Linked DNA regions of Homo sapiens: region 2 is linked to region 1. The links are chromatin contacts, found by Hi-C or POLR2A ChIA-PET in ENCODE. All regions are on one chromosome and are shown on one strand. The core of a region is the stretch at or near the end of the contact, and the rest is flanking DNA. Distances in the headings are between cores, read along the strand shown.

The links. Hi-C counts contacts between places; a loop is a spot of excess contacts on that map. ChIA-PET counts read pairs that join two places held with the same protein, here RNA polymerase II (POLR2A). Pooled maps may share reads with other maps.
Region 2: a loop to region 1 is called in a pooled map, with 4 times the contacts of the local background. The contact joins the enhancer-like site here to the promoter of LATS1 in region 1. A Hi-C loop is called at or near these places in 3 of 37 single-sample maps with no recorded cell type and 4 of 50 pooled maps. POLR2A ChIA-PET finds 5 or more read pairs at or near these places in 3 of 52 experiments (OCI-LY7 and WTC11).

The regions. Positions count from the first base shown.
Region 1 is chr6:149,712,533-149,719,602 of GRCh38, reverse strand. It overlaps LATS1 (large tumor suppressor kinase 1), which reads left to right and starts at 1,502. Exons shown (of 8, transcript NM_004690.4): 1 at 1,502-1,754. It overlaps LOC645967 (a long non-coding RNA gene), which reads right to left and starts at 1,982. Exons shown (of 1, transcript NR_134652.1): 1 at 707-1,982. RefSeq lists a silencer at 1,623-2,012.
Region 2 is chr6:149,466,819-149,473,806 of GRCh38, reverse strand. The region is part of intron 2 of ZC3H12D (zinc finger CCCH-type containing 12D); the gene reads left to right. Among named protein-coding and RNA genes, the nearest start is that of ZC3H12D, 15 kb to the left of the region's middle. RefSeq lists a silencer at 415-600. Within about 2 kb of position 5,471, at least 4 of the 41 ENCODE cell types and tissues checked have a DNase peak (open chromatin) inside an H3K27ac peak, as active enhancers do; they include OCI-LY7, where a contact is called at or near this core.

The DNA.
Region 1 (7,070 bases), core at 253-2,752:
AAAGACTAGAGTTTGTGGAGATACTTTCCTTTAGGTTTAGAGAGCATTGAGGAGCTTAAGTACCATGGGTTGATGACAGACGTGACAGGATTCTGGGGGCAGTCTGCCCTTCCAGATGCATAATCCTTTTGGATAGGGCAAGCAGACCTGTGGACATATTAGATTCCTATAATTCATATAATTTTAGGGCTGAAAAGGTCTTTATGGGGCACCCTTACGTTGAAGAAAGTAAGCCCTGGGGCTCTTTAGTGACCCACCTTGGGTCACATTGCCTTCTACAAACTCTGTGCTTGTAGAAAATAGACTTTCAACCAAATGTTCTTGGAACATAATCTTTTTTTTTTTTTTTTTTTTTTTGAGACGGAGTCTCGCTCTGTCGTCCAGGCTGGAGTGCGGTGGCGCGATCTCGGCTCAATGCAAGCTCCGCCTCCCGGGTTCCTGCCATTCTCCTGCCTCAGCCTCCCGAGTAGCTAGGACTACAGGCGCCCGCCACCACGCCGGGCAAATTTTTCTGGATTTTTTAGCAGAGACGGGGTTTCACCGTGTTAGGCAGGATGTTCTCGATCTCCTGACCTCGTGATCCGCCCGCCTCGGCCTCCCAAAGTGCTGGGATTACAGGCGTGAGACACCGCGCCCGTCCGGAACATAATCTTTTAACGGGTTTTCACATTTGGATTTCTAGATACAGTAAGTAGCCAGTTATTACTTTAACGTCAGAAAAAGATGTCTTTAATTTTTTTGTACTCTGTAGTAGAAAAATTACGAAAGAAGGTACTTGAAAACACTAACTGTATATTTCCTAGAGGAAAAACTGGCAAAGGCGATCTTCACAAAGGGTGGACCGTACCTTATACATCAAACCCAACGATCCCATCCCACACTTTACATTCAGCTTAACCAGAAGTAAAACCTCTTGTCACACCGTCACCGGTATTCCAATTATGGCAATAACGATCTCCTTCTACGGATGCGGTTGACAGATAAGATCTCTAAACCGCTGCTAATCAATCGGTCCTGGCTCAAGCATTTCTTATCTGCCGGATTCAGAAAATACAGATGCTGGAAGCTCACCGGCTTGTTCGGGGAAAGAACGCTAAGCAAGAATAAAATTTTATTTCAAAGCGCCAAAAATCTGGAATTCTGAGGTCCACAGGGAGGTTTCCCAGAGCAACTCAGTTGTTCCCTTCTGAGAACGTAGCTCCGTGAAATGCACATCCCTACTCGGTCCAGAGAAATAGATCAATGGGGAAAAGGATTGAATCAACCAAGTAGGCTGGGCGGGAGACAGCCTTAACCCACGGGCGCGGGCGAGTCGTATGGGCAGGGGCAGGCGGGAGCGACGTGGGGCGACGCTCACGAACGATCAGAGCTGCGGGCGACGCAACGAAGCCCGGAGGCCGCAGGCTGCGCGCTCCCTCGCAGCAGCCGGGCGGGCAAAAGCCCCCAGTCCTCGGCCCCCGCGCAAGCGACGCCGGGAAATGCCCACATCCGGGAAACCTGCAGCGGAGTGCGGCGGCGGCGACACTGAGTGGAAGGCAAAATGGCGGCGGCGGCGGCGGTGGCCTGGTGTTAAGGGGAGAGCCAGGTCCTCACGACCCCTGGGACGGGCCGCGCTGGCCCGCGGCAGCCCCCCCGTTCGTCTCCCCGCTCTGCCCCACCAGGGATACTTGGGGTTGCTGGGACGGACTCTGGCCGCCTCAGCGTCCGCCCTCAGGCCCGTGGCCGCTGTCCAGGAGCTCTGCTCTCCCCTCCAGGTAGGTCCGGGGCTGGCGTAGCGGGTGCGCTCCTCCAGTGCTCGAGTTGGCGGGGCGGTGGCCGCCGGGGCCCACGCCCATCCCCGCTGGCGAGGGTCCAGAGGTTTGGACTGGCGGGCAGAGCCGGCCCGCTCCGGGCCTGACTTGGCTGGTTGCATTGACCCGAGCTGAGCCCTGCCCTGGGGAAGCGAGGGTTGGCCGCGCCCGGTGCTGCAGGAAGAGCCCCAGGCTTTTCGGCCTCGGAGGTGCAGGTTTGGCTGGGTAGAGCCTGTCTTTCTGGCGGCGTGTCTCCCACCCCACCCCCAACACGCGAGTCGGCGGTGTCCAGGAGGGAAGGAACGGGAAAGGTGGTTCTGAAGGAAAATTGCAGTAAAAGAGCTACAGTTCTTTGGATCCCAGAGGGCCTTGATCCTGGGTATACCTTAGAGAAATCCTGGGAGTCTCTTACGTCTAGTTCAGTGTGATTTTAGGTTACTGTTCATAGTTGGAAGAGGTGGGAGAGATGGAGAGGTCTTTATGGAGTAGGAGTGTGTATATAAATACAGCAAATGAAGGAACGACAATTAAGGGAACAGTGTTTTTTATAACCTGAAATAGCTTGTAGCTCAATGAATGCCTCAGATGACTTGATTTATCCCCATTCTGACTTCTCTGTCAATTTCTAAGGGAACAAAATTTAATGTTTGTCAACTCATATGTTAATACGGCTTTTAAAACATGTATCATCCTCCAGAAGTTATTCATAAATCTAGTGAACAATAAGTATAATCTCATGCACAGAAGTAATATTGTATAACTCCAGTTTTGGAAATGGATTTGAATGTTAGCGATCATGAAACTTGTTTGAACTTTATGAATTATTTATTGAAGGTTAATAAATTTATCAGTTTATCAGTTTATCAGAAGTTTCTGATAAACTTAATTTTTTATCAAATTTCCTCCATGAGGAAGAAAAGGTAGGACATTATAATTGGAGTGAATGTTCTGTGCTACGAAAACAAAGCTTATTATCTCTGACGGTAAAATGGGGTAGTTGATTCCTTAAGGCAGTGGAGGAATTTGATTGAACAGTAAAAGAAGTAGCATTGTGTTAGTCCAATTGGCTGCTACTGCAAGAAACTAGATCATGGTCCATGCTTGGAATGGCACATTCTATGCCTAAATATTGATGGAATATGCCTTGCTGCTCACCAAAAAATACTTCTACTACATTTTTAATGTATAATATCTGGCTTTCATTGTGTAGGTCGTTTTTATTTTTGTTTTGTTTTTATTGCAAGTCCTTGTTCTATATAAATAGTGTTGGAACTGTTCTAACCCTGGTTATTTGGTTATTTTAGATGTTTTATTTACATCAATGGGAGATTGTTATACATCACAAAAGTTATTTAGTCATTGAATAACATTTTCGCTAAGTAGGAACAGCAATCATTTTTCAGCATGAAGATACAGCGTTGCTTTCACTTTTGATCTGACAATTATTAGAAAGTGAACTGAAGAAAATGTCAGTATGCAGTTTCCTTTAAAGATGGGAACTCGCTATGTTGCCTGCGCTGGATTCCAACTCCTGGACTCGAGCAATCCTCCCACCACAGCCTCTCAAGTAGCTGGGACTACAGGTGCACTACTGCACCCAGCCAGGGTACCTTTCTGATAAACTTAATTCAACCCAAATTAACACTTTGAAATCTTATGTAATGGTATCATTTTTTTTTTCCTAAGTTGGACAAACTAATCAATGATACTTGTTTGTTGATGTTTGTATTTTTGATGAGGGTCTGAACTTTAAAAAAAAAAAAATGGCGATCTGTCATACCCAGGCAGTTTGATTCCAGAGCTCTTACTTTAACCATGAGATTAAAGTCATTGAAAGTTATGGGGTAGGTAGGTGACATGATCAGAATTGTTTATTAAGACGAATCTGGCCCCATCGTAGTGTGGGTTAAAAAGGTAAGCAGTTTTGCTTTGAAGAATTATTTTAAAAATTCTTTTTGCCTAGTAATAATTTGAATTTTCACATGTCATAGCAGCAAAGATTGTTGAGATTTAGTAATGCCAGTATTAACCATACCTTGTTGTGGGGATTATAAAATTAGTATAACTTTCTAGAAGGCATTCTGACAATAAGTATCAGAATTTTAAATATGTATTCTCTTTGATCCAGCAATTCCACTTCTGGGAATTTATTTTAAGAAAAATGCTCAGCAATGTGTGCACAAGAATTTTTATTGCAGCAATTTTTTTATTAACTAATTTCGTTATGTGCAAGGAATATGCTATATGTATATTATACATATGTTCATTTTATTAAACTATGAGGCATAATAAAATGAACATCCATGAACTTACCACCTGAACTCAGAACAAGAATATTACCAGTATAATTGAAGTTACCAGTTTGCAGTATTATTTTACATTAGCAAAAAAATGAGGAACAACCTAAATGTCCATCAGTCAGGGATTTATAAGTAATAGTACATCTAGCCGGGCGCAGTGGCTCACGCCTGTAACCAGCACTTTGGGAGGCCAAGGAGGGCGGATTACCTGAGGTCTGGAGTTCGAGACCAGCCTGGCCAACATGGTGAAACCCCATCTCTACTAAAAATACAAAAATTAGCTCGGTGTGGTAGCGCGGGTCTGTAGTCCCAGCTACTTGTAAGGCTGAGGCAGGAGAATCACTTGAACCCGAGAGACGGAGGTTGCAGTGAGCTGAGATGGCACCACGGCACTCCAGCCTGCGACAGTGAGACTCTGTCTCAAAAATAAATAAAGAAATAAAGAAATAATAAATAAATAAATAAAAAATAGTACATCTACATGATGAAATTCAATATCGGTATTTAAAGGAATAAGGTTGAACTATCATACTTTATCAATTCTGAAATACCACTAAATCTAAGATAAGCCATCTATTTAGTAGCAATTTTTTAGCAGGAAGAAAGTAAACATAAAGCTTTTATTAATAATAGCATACATTTATTCATTCAATTGTATACCATTTTCGTCTGTCACAATAAAGTTTGAGTCTCAGCCTTATTCACATTCAGAATCTAGGATCCTTCTGAATTACTTCGGTTAGTTAATGCAACATCATGATAACAGGCTGCTTTTCATAATGCTAGTTAATTATCTTAACCTATATTGTCTTTATGATTGTGTGTATAATTTTAAGGTATATTGAAGAATACTGGGGTTTTGCTTGCCTTTCATTTTTGCTTACTTAGTTTTTTTTTCTTCTTCTTAATTGAATTACCTATTGCTGGAAATTAAACAGCTTCTTCTGAAGATAACTCCAAAAGTTTTGGCAGACTTTTGAGTCTGTCTTACCTTTGAAAATTCTGTGATCTTGCTTGAATTTAATAATTACTTATGCCTTTAATTGCATTGTCTATTGAATGACAGTTTGAGTGCACAATACTATGTCACAATGGAATCTTTCAGAACATTTTGTGGACCAGGCATGGTATCATCCCAGTATTTTGGGAGGCTGAGGCAGGAGGAACACTTGAATTCAGGAGTTTGAGACCAGCCTGGGCAACCTAGCAAGATCTCCATCTGTATTTACAAAAATAATAATAGCTGGGCGTGGTAGCTCATGCTTGTAATCCCAGCACTTTGGGAGGCTGAGGTGTGTGGATCACATGAGGTCAGGAGTTCAAGACCAACCTGGCCAACGTGGCAAACCCCTGTCTCTACTAAAAATACAAAAATTAGCCAGGTGTGGTGGTGGGTACCTGTAGTCCCAGCTACTCCGGAGGCTGAGGCATGAGAATCACTTGAACTTGGAAAGCAGAGGTTGCAGTGAGCCAGAATACGACACTGCACTCCAGCCTGAGTGAGACAGTCTCACAAAAAAAAAAAAGTAATAATGATAAAAGAAAAAAAGAGGCCGTGCGCAGTGGTTCATGCCTATATAATCCCAGCACTTCGGGAGGCCGAGGCAGGTGGATCACCTGAGGTTAGGAGTTCAAGACCACCCTGGCCAACATGGTGAAACCCCATCTCTACTAAAAATACAAAAATTAGCCACACATGGTGGCACATGCCTGTAATTCCAGCTACTTGGGAGGCTGAGGCAGGAGAATTGCTTGAACCCGGGAGGCAGAGGTTGCAGTCAGCTGAGATCACGCCATTGCACTCCAACCTGGGCAACAAGAGAGAAACTCCTTCTCAAAAAAACAAAAACAAAACAGAAAAAAAGAAAAAACATTTTGAGCATCATATATGGTGCTGCCAATGAAAATATTACAATTGTCCGGGTATGGTGGCTCACACCTGTAATCGCAGCACTTTGAGAGGCCAAGGCGGGTGGATCACCCGAGGTCAGGCATTCGAGACCAGCCTAGGCAACATGGAGAAACCCCGTCTCTACTAAAAATACAAAAAATTAGCCGGGTGTGGTGGTGGGCTCCTGTAATCCCAGCTACTTGGGAGGCTGAGGCAGAAGAATTGCTTGAACCCGGGAGGCAGAGGTTGCAGTGAGCCGAGATGGCACCATTGCACTCCAGCCTGGGCAACAGAGGGAGACTCTGTCTCAAAAAAAAAAAAAGAAAATAATACAATTGAGGTAACAGAGATTTCGACTTTTATGTATGGTTAAGTTAGGCATGTGCAATGACTGCTACTCTAGAACTTCTCTGCTTTGGAGGGGAGATTGGACCTTGATTTATTTGGAAGGAACTCTCATCCATTGTTTTCATTATCATACTCGGCCACCTGTGAAGTGTGTGTTGGGTGAGTATTCTCTCTTTGGAAGGTACACATCTTTCTCAGCTAGCTTATTGCTCATAGAAGTTGGGGGCCCAAGGGTTGATCTTAAGATATACTCAATTTATTTATTTATTTATTTTTTCTGGGACAGAGTTTTGCTCTGATGCCCGGGCTGGAGTGTAGTGGCACAATCACAGCTCACTGCAGCCTCGACCTCCTGGGCTCAATTGATCCACCCACCTCAGTCTCTCCAGTAGCTGGGACTGCAGGTGCACACCAACATAATTGGCTGATTTTTTCTATTTTTTGTAGAGTTAGGGTCTCACTTTGTTTCCCAGGCTAGTCTCAAACACCTGGGCTCAAGAGATCCGCCCACCTCAGCCTCCAAAAGTTTTGGAATTACAGGCATGAGCCACTGCACCCGGCCCTAACTTTTAGAAATATTAAAATGTAGAAAAGCATGCTTAGAATCAAACAAACATGATACTGGCCGGGCATGGTGGCTCACACCTGTAATCCCAGCACTTTGGGAGGCTAAGGTGGGAGGATCGCTTGAGGCCAGGAGTTTGAGACCAGCCTCGTCAACATAGCGAGACCCTCATCTCT
Region 2 (6,988 bases), core at 4,222-6,721, 250 kb after region 1:
AGGACTCATTTCCTCTTCTGTGAAAGAGGCCCACAAATATCTCTTCTACTCTCTCAAGGTTATGAGCATCAGAGGGGAAGGTGTGCTTTGAAGTGCGCTGGAAGCCCTCTGCTGGGGTTGCTGGGGAGGCGGTGTTGCGGCTACCTTAAGTTTGAGAGATTTGTTTGTGGCCCCCTGAGCTGCAGATGCGGCTGTGTGAACATTTGTGTGTTGGCATCTTTGTGGGTTTTGGGAATGCCAGCCTCACGCCCGAGTTGTTATCTGCCTGTCTTGGCTAAGCTCCCCTGTGACGGAATCTCTGCAGCCTCCCCCAACACCCTGCTGGGCGAAGTGGGGCGTTGCCCAAACAAGTGGATTATTCTACCGCTTGGCTTTGTTACAACCGTGCAAAGGGCAGAGCCATAGGAAATGGTTCACTCCCAGCTGTAAATATATGTGCTTCCCTTTTCAAAAGCTGAGTTACTCCCACCATAGGTGGGAATCCAGAAAAGCAATTCTCCGCGGCACCGAATGTGTCAACAGAGCCTCCGAGAGTTTCCCCTGGGGATTTGGGCTCACTTTGGATTTGGTGTTGCAGGACCGAGGTTTGCAATGGTTCAGCCCAGATGGTCCAGCCTCAGGGGCTGTCCCTGCACTTTTTGCGGTGTGTACTTTGAGTTTTTTTTTTTTTTTCACTTTTAACCAGCTAAGTCTCCCTGGCATTGATGCCATCAGCAGGTGATGGAGCCCTCTCTTTCTCCTGGGACTTAGGGGCTGGCCCATGGGGTCTCTGTCACATTGTCACCCATGTCATGTATAGGCACCAGATAGGTAAACCTATGAAATTCTGCTCAATTTAAGATCTCTGGGAAGCTAAAAGGATTTTTAAGAATCCAGTAGGTTCTGAGGGTCCTAGAAAGACTAGAAGGGGTTGTGAGAGGGGCCTGGCCTCTATATGATCTGAGCAAGGAACCTCTTTCCCTGGGCTTCCATAGAAGGAAGGCTTTGAATGCTTAAATCAAAGACCTTCCCAGCCCTAAGGTTGTATGAGTTCTGTGATTCCAAATCAAAACAGCAGAGTGGCTGTAGGGTAAAAAGACTATTTCAGGGGCAACAAAAAACATGCCCAGTCCCCAAAGAGATTCTCTTTGGGGTGGTGGAGGGTTTTGTTTTTATGGGAGTCTCTGTTGCTGCTTGGAGTCAAACTTAAGCCACATCCTCTGTTTGCACATGACCATAATGTGTCGTGGGTACATCCATTGATCCCCCACCTCTGCCCCCCACCTCTCATGATTGCAATCAGATTAATTTTCTCATGTTCAATCTGTGCGGGTTATACATCGAAACCCTTACTCAGACTCACTACGAAGAATGTGTCAGAGCATAAATGTTCTCACACACTGGCTACCTCCAAAACACCTGAGTTAACCAGAACACATGTACCTGTGCTCTGTGTGTGTCATATATGGACACACACACACAATGTGTCTACACACACACATCCCCTCCCTCTTCCCTGGATCCCAGTAGTTAGGGAAAAGAGACAAATAGCACAACCGCCACCTGATCACAGGACTTAATTTGTTCCTTTTAAAGGCAAGCTCTGGGGAGAGTGGAGTGTGAGGTTCCACCCCATCCTCTGCCCCTTCTGCAGTGACATCTGTTGTGTCCTCCAATGGGACTTTTAACAGGACTCATGTCCCTCCGGGTCTGCCATATCCTTAGTTGTGAAAGGTTCAGGTGGGTGCTGACCCTTCACAGGCAATGGGTGATTGAAACCCAAAGTGGTGTCTCATTGTTATCTGTTGACCTCAAAATTCAATTAACCTCAGAAACATGGTTTCTGAAAATTCCCTTTCACTGAGGTTTTGTAGTATTGCAGACATTGCCATTTTCTGTTTTTGAAGGCAGTACTGCTTCATGCACTGTCTGGCCTTGCGGTGGTGGGGAGGGGCTTAAAGACTGAGTGGGACACCTGTTCTTTCCACCTTGAGCGGATGAGAAGTGTGGCTCCTGTTGGCAGGAATGTTCTTCAGTGTGCCTGTTCCTGGCTGTGGCTCTGTCCCCTGGAAGTGTCCTTCTGGAAGTTCTAGAGAAGAGTCTTTTTTATTTTTTCCAGCTTCTAGAGACTGTGTTCCTCAGCTCATGGCCCCTTCTATCTTCAAAGCCAGCAATGGCCTGAAATGATATACACAATGTGGCATGTCTGTGTACATATATGTGTTTCTCTGGGGGAAAGAGTCACAGCTTTCAATAGACACTTAAAGGGTCTGTCATCCCCAAAAATATGATAACCCACTGACATAGAATGAGACATTACAGATAATTCTATGCTTTGTGGCCAGGGATTTATTTTTCCTCTGCCTTTCAGGAGGCACTAGGCCATGTGTCCCCTGTTAGCACAGAGAATGTGAGAGTGGGCCATCAGTTCTTGTTCTGACCCTCTCAGTTACACAGGAAAGGACTTGACAGGCTTGACTATGGTCAACACTGGCTGGAATCAGACCCTGACCCCCACCTGTGCTTCCTAGCCATGACACAATAGGTAGAAGTTTCTGTGGGCTTCTTTCCCCAGTGCTTTAGAATGTTTAGCCCAATGCCATTGGTCGTGCTTGGCTGAACCCAGAAGACCTGGCTGCTGCTCTCTGGAGGTTGACAGAGTGGGCCACTGGCCCAGTGCTTTTTACAGAAATGGGCTCTCCTAAGCAGGACTACTGGCATCATTCCTCATTTTGTAAGAGGTGGGTCAACGTAATGAGAACTCCAAGTGATGATGTGGGGAGAGTGGAAGATGGGGACCTGGTAAACAGACCTATGGCTGCCCCCAGTTTTGCTGGACCTCTTGCTGTACCCCATAAAGGAAACCAGGGAAGTCAGAAGTACAGGACCGCTAGGCCAGGGCTGCCCAACACAACTCCCCGCAGTGAGGGCAAGGCCCACCCCTGCCCTGTCCCCACAGAGCCACTTGCCACGTGTGACGTTCGAGCACTTGAAATGTGGCCAGTGCAACCAAGGAACTGGCTTCTATATTTTATTTTTTCAATTAATTTTAACTTAAATGTGAATAGCCAGGTGTGGCAAGTGGCTGTAGATTGGACTGTACAGCTGTCCCTTTTCAGCCATCCAGCTGTGTGACCTTAGGTAGGTCACCTGGCTTGAGCCCTATTTACACAATTAGGATGTTGGACTAAACCTTAAAAGGCCTTTTCATCTCTAATGGGTGAGGATTCAAGGTGGTTATTTTACATATGCTTGAAATAAATATATACATTTTATTTTTATTTTTTTTTTCTTCAGACGGAGTCTTGCTCTTTTGCCAGGCTAGAGTGCATTGGTCCAATCTCGGCTCTCTGCAACCTCCACTTCCCGGGTTCAGTTGATTCTCCTGCCTCAGTCTCCTGAGTAGCTGGGATTACGGGTGCCTGCCACTACACCTGGCTAATTTTTGTAGTTTTTTGTTTGTTTGTTTTGAGACAGTCTCACTGTGTTGCCCAGGCTGGAGTGAAGTGGTGAGATCTTGGCTCGCTGCAACCTCTACCTCCTGGGTTCAAGCAATTCTCCTGACTCAGCCTCCCGAGTAGCTGGGACTACAGGTGTGTGCCAATATGCCTGGCTAATTTTTTGTATTTTTAGTAGACACTGGGTTTCACCATGTTGGCCAGGCTGGTCTTGAACTCCTGACCTCAAGTGATCCACCCACCTCAGCCTCCAAAGTGCTGGGATTATAGGTGTGAGCCACCGCGCCTGGTCAATACATTTTTCTCGTAAAGGAATTTCTCTTCTTTAGAGGTTCAGAGAGAGTAAGTAACTTGCCTGAGGTCACAGAGCAAGAAGAGCCAGCTCTGGATTCAGTGCTCTCTCCAATGCCCCATGTTCCCCCCAGACATTACCATTCCTTCTGCTCTCCCCCGGCCTAGGAAAGGACCACAGGGTAGGAGACCCTGACCCAGAGGCGGGCTCTGGCTGCAGTTGACAAGCCCTGGACTTGTCAGCTGCAGGCAGGTGTGAGGCCCCACTCCCTTCACAGGGACCCTCTGCAGGGCTGGTGCCCAGGATGCCCTCAGGGTGCCACATGTGCCTCAAATAGTAGCTCTCATGGACTAGCAGCCCAAAGACTGATTTCTCAGTGCAGTCTCCATACCTTAAAGGTAGGGCTGTGTGTGTGTTTCCGTGAGAAAGAGAGGGACATCAGCTCGGGTCATTCAGCTGAATACCTGAGTCCATAGATACCTGGCTTTAAGAATAATGTCCAGCAACTTTTTAAAAAGAAGGCAGCTTTCATTGAAAGCGTGTTCAAAATGGCATCATGGTGTGTGGGAAGAGCATGAATTCTCACGAGCCAACAGTTGCAGCATTTTCTTTTTTTTTTTGAGATGGAGTCTCGCTCTGTCGCCCAGGCTGGAGTGCAGTGGCGCCATCTCGGCTCACTGCAAGCTCCGCCTCCCGGGTTCACGCCATTCCCCTGCCTCAGCCTCCCAAGTAGCTGGGACTACAGGTGCCCGCCACCACGTCCAGCTAATTTTTTTGTACTTTTAATACAGACGGGGTTTCACCGTGTTAGCCAGGATGGTCTCGATCTCCTGACTTAGTGATCCACCCGCCTCGGCCTCCCAAAGTGCTGGGATTACAGGCTTGAGCCATCGCTCCCGGCTGAGTTGCAGCATTTTCTTGCCTAGGGTGGGCAGACTCACAAGTGCCCAGCCTGTTTTACATTCTGTAGGCAAATCTAGAAAAGGCGGGATTCAAAGTACAACCTTGGGGGGAAAGCACCTGATAATTTCACATCCTCTTACTGCCCCAGAGTAGGGTTTCATGTAAATGTGTCCTCATTTTGGAGTGCACAGGGCTTTTTGCTTTGGCTGTTGTTTACATTTTTACACTCTCAGGACACTCTGCAGGCTCTGGTTTGTGCTGGAGTAAGGGATCTCCAAGGAAGAGAGAGATCAGGCTTGAAATCATACCTCTCAGTTTTCATCATGCCCCCCTCAGTGGGTTCCCAGCAGGCAAGAAAGAGAATGGTGGGGGTTTATGACCGGGCTGGGGGTCAGACCTGCTTCTGAGACCCTGACTCTGTTCTGTCTGACGTTAGCCTTGGGCTCCTGCCTGTCTGCACCCATTTCTTGTAAGGCGAAAGCTCCCAGATCAGCCCCTGCTCACGGTCTCTTTCCCCTGCCTTGAGCTGGGGAGAGATCTCCTGGTGAGAAGGGTCAGAGTGTTTGCAATTGAACCCCCAGTAAGAAACAGAGTGGCAAGAGCAGCTTCCCTTCACATCTCAGACCCCTGAGGAATCATTGCTCCTCTCTTTCCTCCTGCCCATAGCCACAACCTTCCTCCATATGTGACTGCTTTGGGAGCCCCTAGCCTCTGCAGGAACTACTTGGCAATAGTCAAAGATGCAGTGGTGTACAATTGGATTGTCTAGTTACTGAAACTGGCTGGCACTCTGATTGCAGCTACCCCAGGCACAGTTGTCAGGCAGGCAAAATTTGCCTTGGGTGCCAACCCACTTCCTCTTTGTACCTTTGGTTATTCAAAACTCCCATCTCTGGTGGGGTGCAGTGGCTTATGCCTGTAATCCTAGCACTTTGGGAGGCCAAGGCAGGCGAATCACCTGAGGTCAGGAGTTTGAGACCAGCCTGACCAACGTGGAGAAACCCCGTCTCTACTAAAAATACAAAATTAGCTGGGTGTGGTGATGCATGCTTGTAATCCCAGCTACTCGGGAGGCTGAGGCAGGAGAATCGCTTGAACCTGGGAGGTGGAGGTTGTGGTGAGCTGAGATTGCGCCATTGCACTCCAGTCTGGGCAACAAGAACAAAACTCCGTCTCAAAAACAAACAGAAAACAAAAACAAAACTCCCAGCTCCTGTCTCCTTTTCCCAGGGCCTGGCTCTCGGCTTGCTGCCTGATGAGCTGGTTCACAGTGTTGGTTAATAAGGGCATGAGGTGCCTTTTCTAAGCATGAGCATTTAAACTGTGGGTTACTATTCCTCCAAAAGAACTGCCATCTGGATCCTGAGGTATAGATGGAGTTGGGGGGAATCAATGGTCTTTGGGAGACTAGGGAGGAAGAGTTTTGCAGCCTAAGGGGTCAGGCTTTGAGGGCTGCCCCTAGATCAGAGAGATGGACACATTGTTTTGCTTCAGTTTCCTCAAGGGTAAAATGGGGACAAGGTCACTTCCTCAAGGGCTTCTTGTAATGATTAAATGAGGCAAAACGTGCAAAGTGCCCTGGCAGACAGAACCCTCTACAGATCTTAAAAATGAGCTCCAAGGCCAGGCGCAGTGGCTCATGCCTGTAATCTCAGCACTTTGGGAGGCCAACATGGGAGGATCACCTGGGGCCAGGAGTTCAAGACCGGCCTGGGCAACATAGCCAGACCTCATCTCTACAACAAATTTTTAAAATTAGCCAGGTGTGGCAGTGCATACCTGTAGTCCCAGCGACTTGGGAGGCTGAGGTGGGAGGACTGCTTGAGCCTGAGAGGTTGAGGCTACTGTGAGCCATGATTGTACCATTGCACTCCAGCCTGGGTAACAGAATGAGACTCCATTTCTTAAATAAAAAAAAAAGAGCTCCAAGAAGCAGGGGTGATGTCTTTTCTTAGCATGCAGTGCAGAGCCTTGTAGTAGATATTCAGGAATTGCACTGAGTCTGTGAAGGAACGTGCAGATGAGTGGATGCCTTTGGTGTGTGCATTCCTGTCTGTGTGCTGGGGAGTGGGCTCCCAGGGCGACTGAGAGCTCTGCCAGGGTCCAGGTTCCCTTCCTGTCTCTCACCACTGAACACTGCCTCCTACACCCACCAAAGGTGTCAGAGATGGCTTGTGAATGGTTAAATGCAAATATGGAAGGAGACCCTGAAAAAAGAGCAGCAATTAAGAAACAGCTTTTTTATTTTATTTTATTTTATTTTATTTTATTTTATTTTATTTTATTTTATTTTATTTTTGAGATGGAGTCTTGCTCTGTCACCCAAGCTAGAATGCAGTGGCTTGATCTCGGCTCA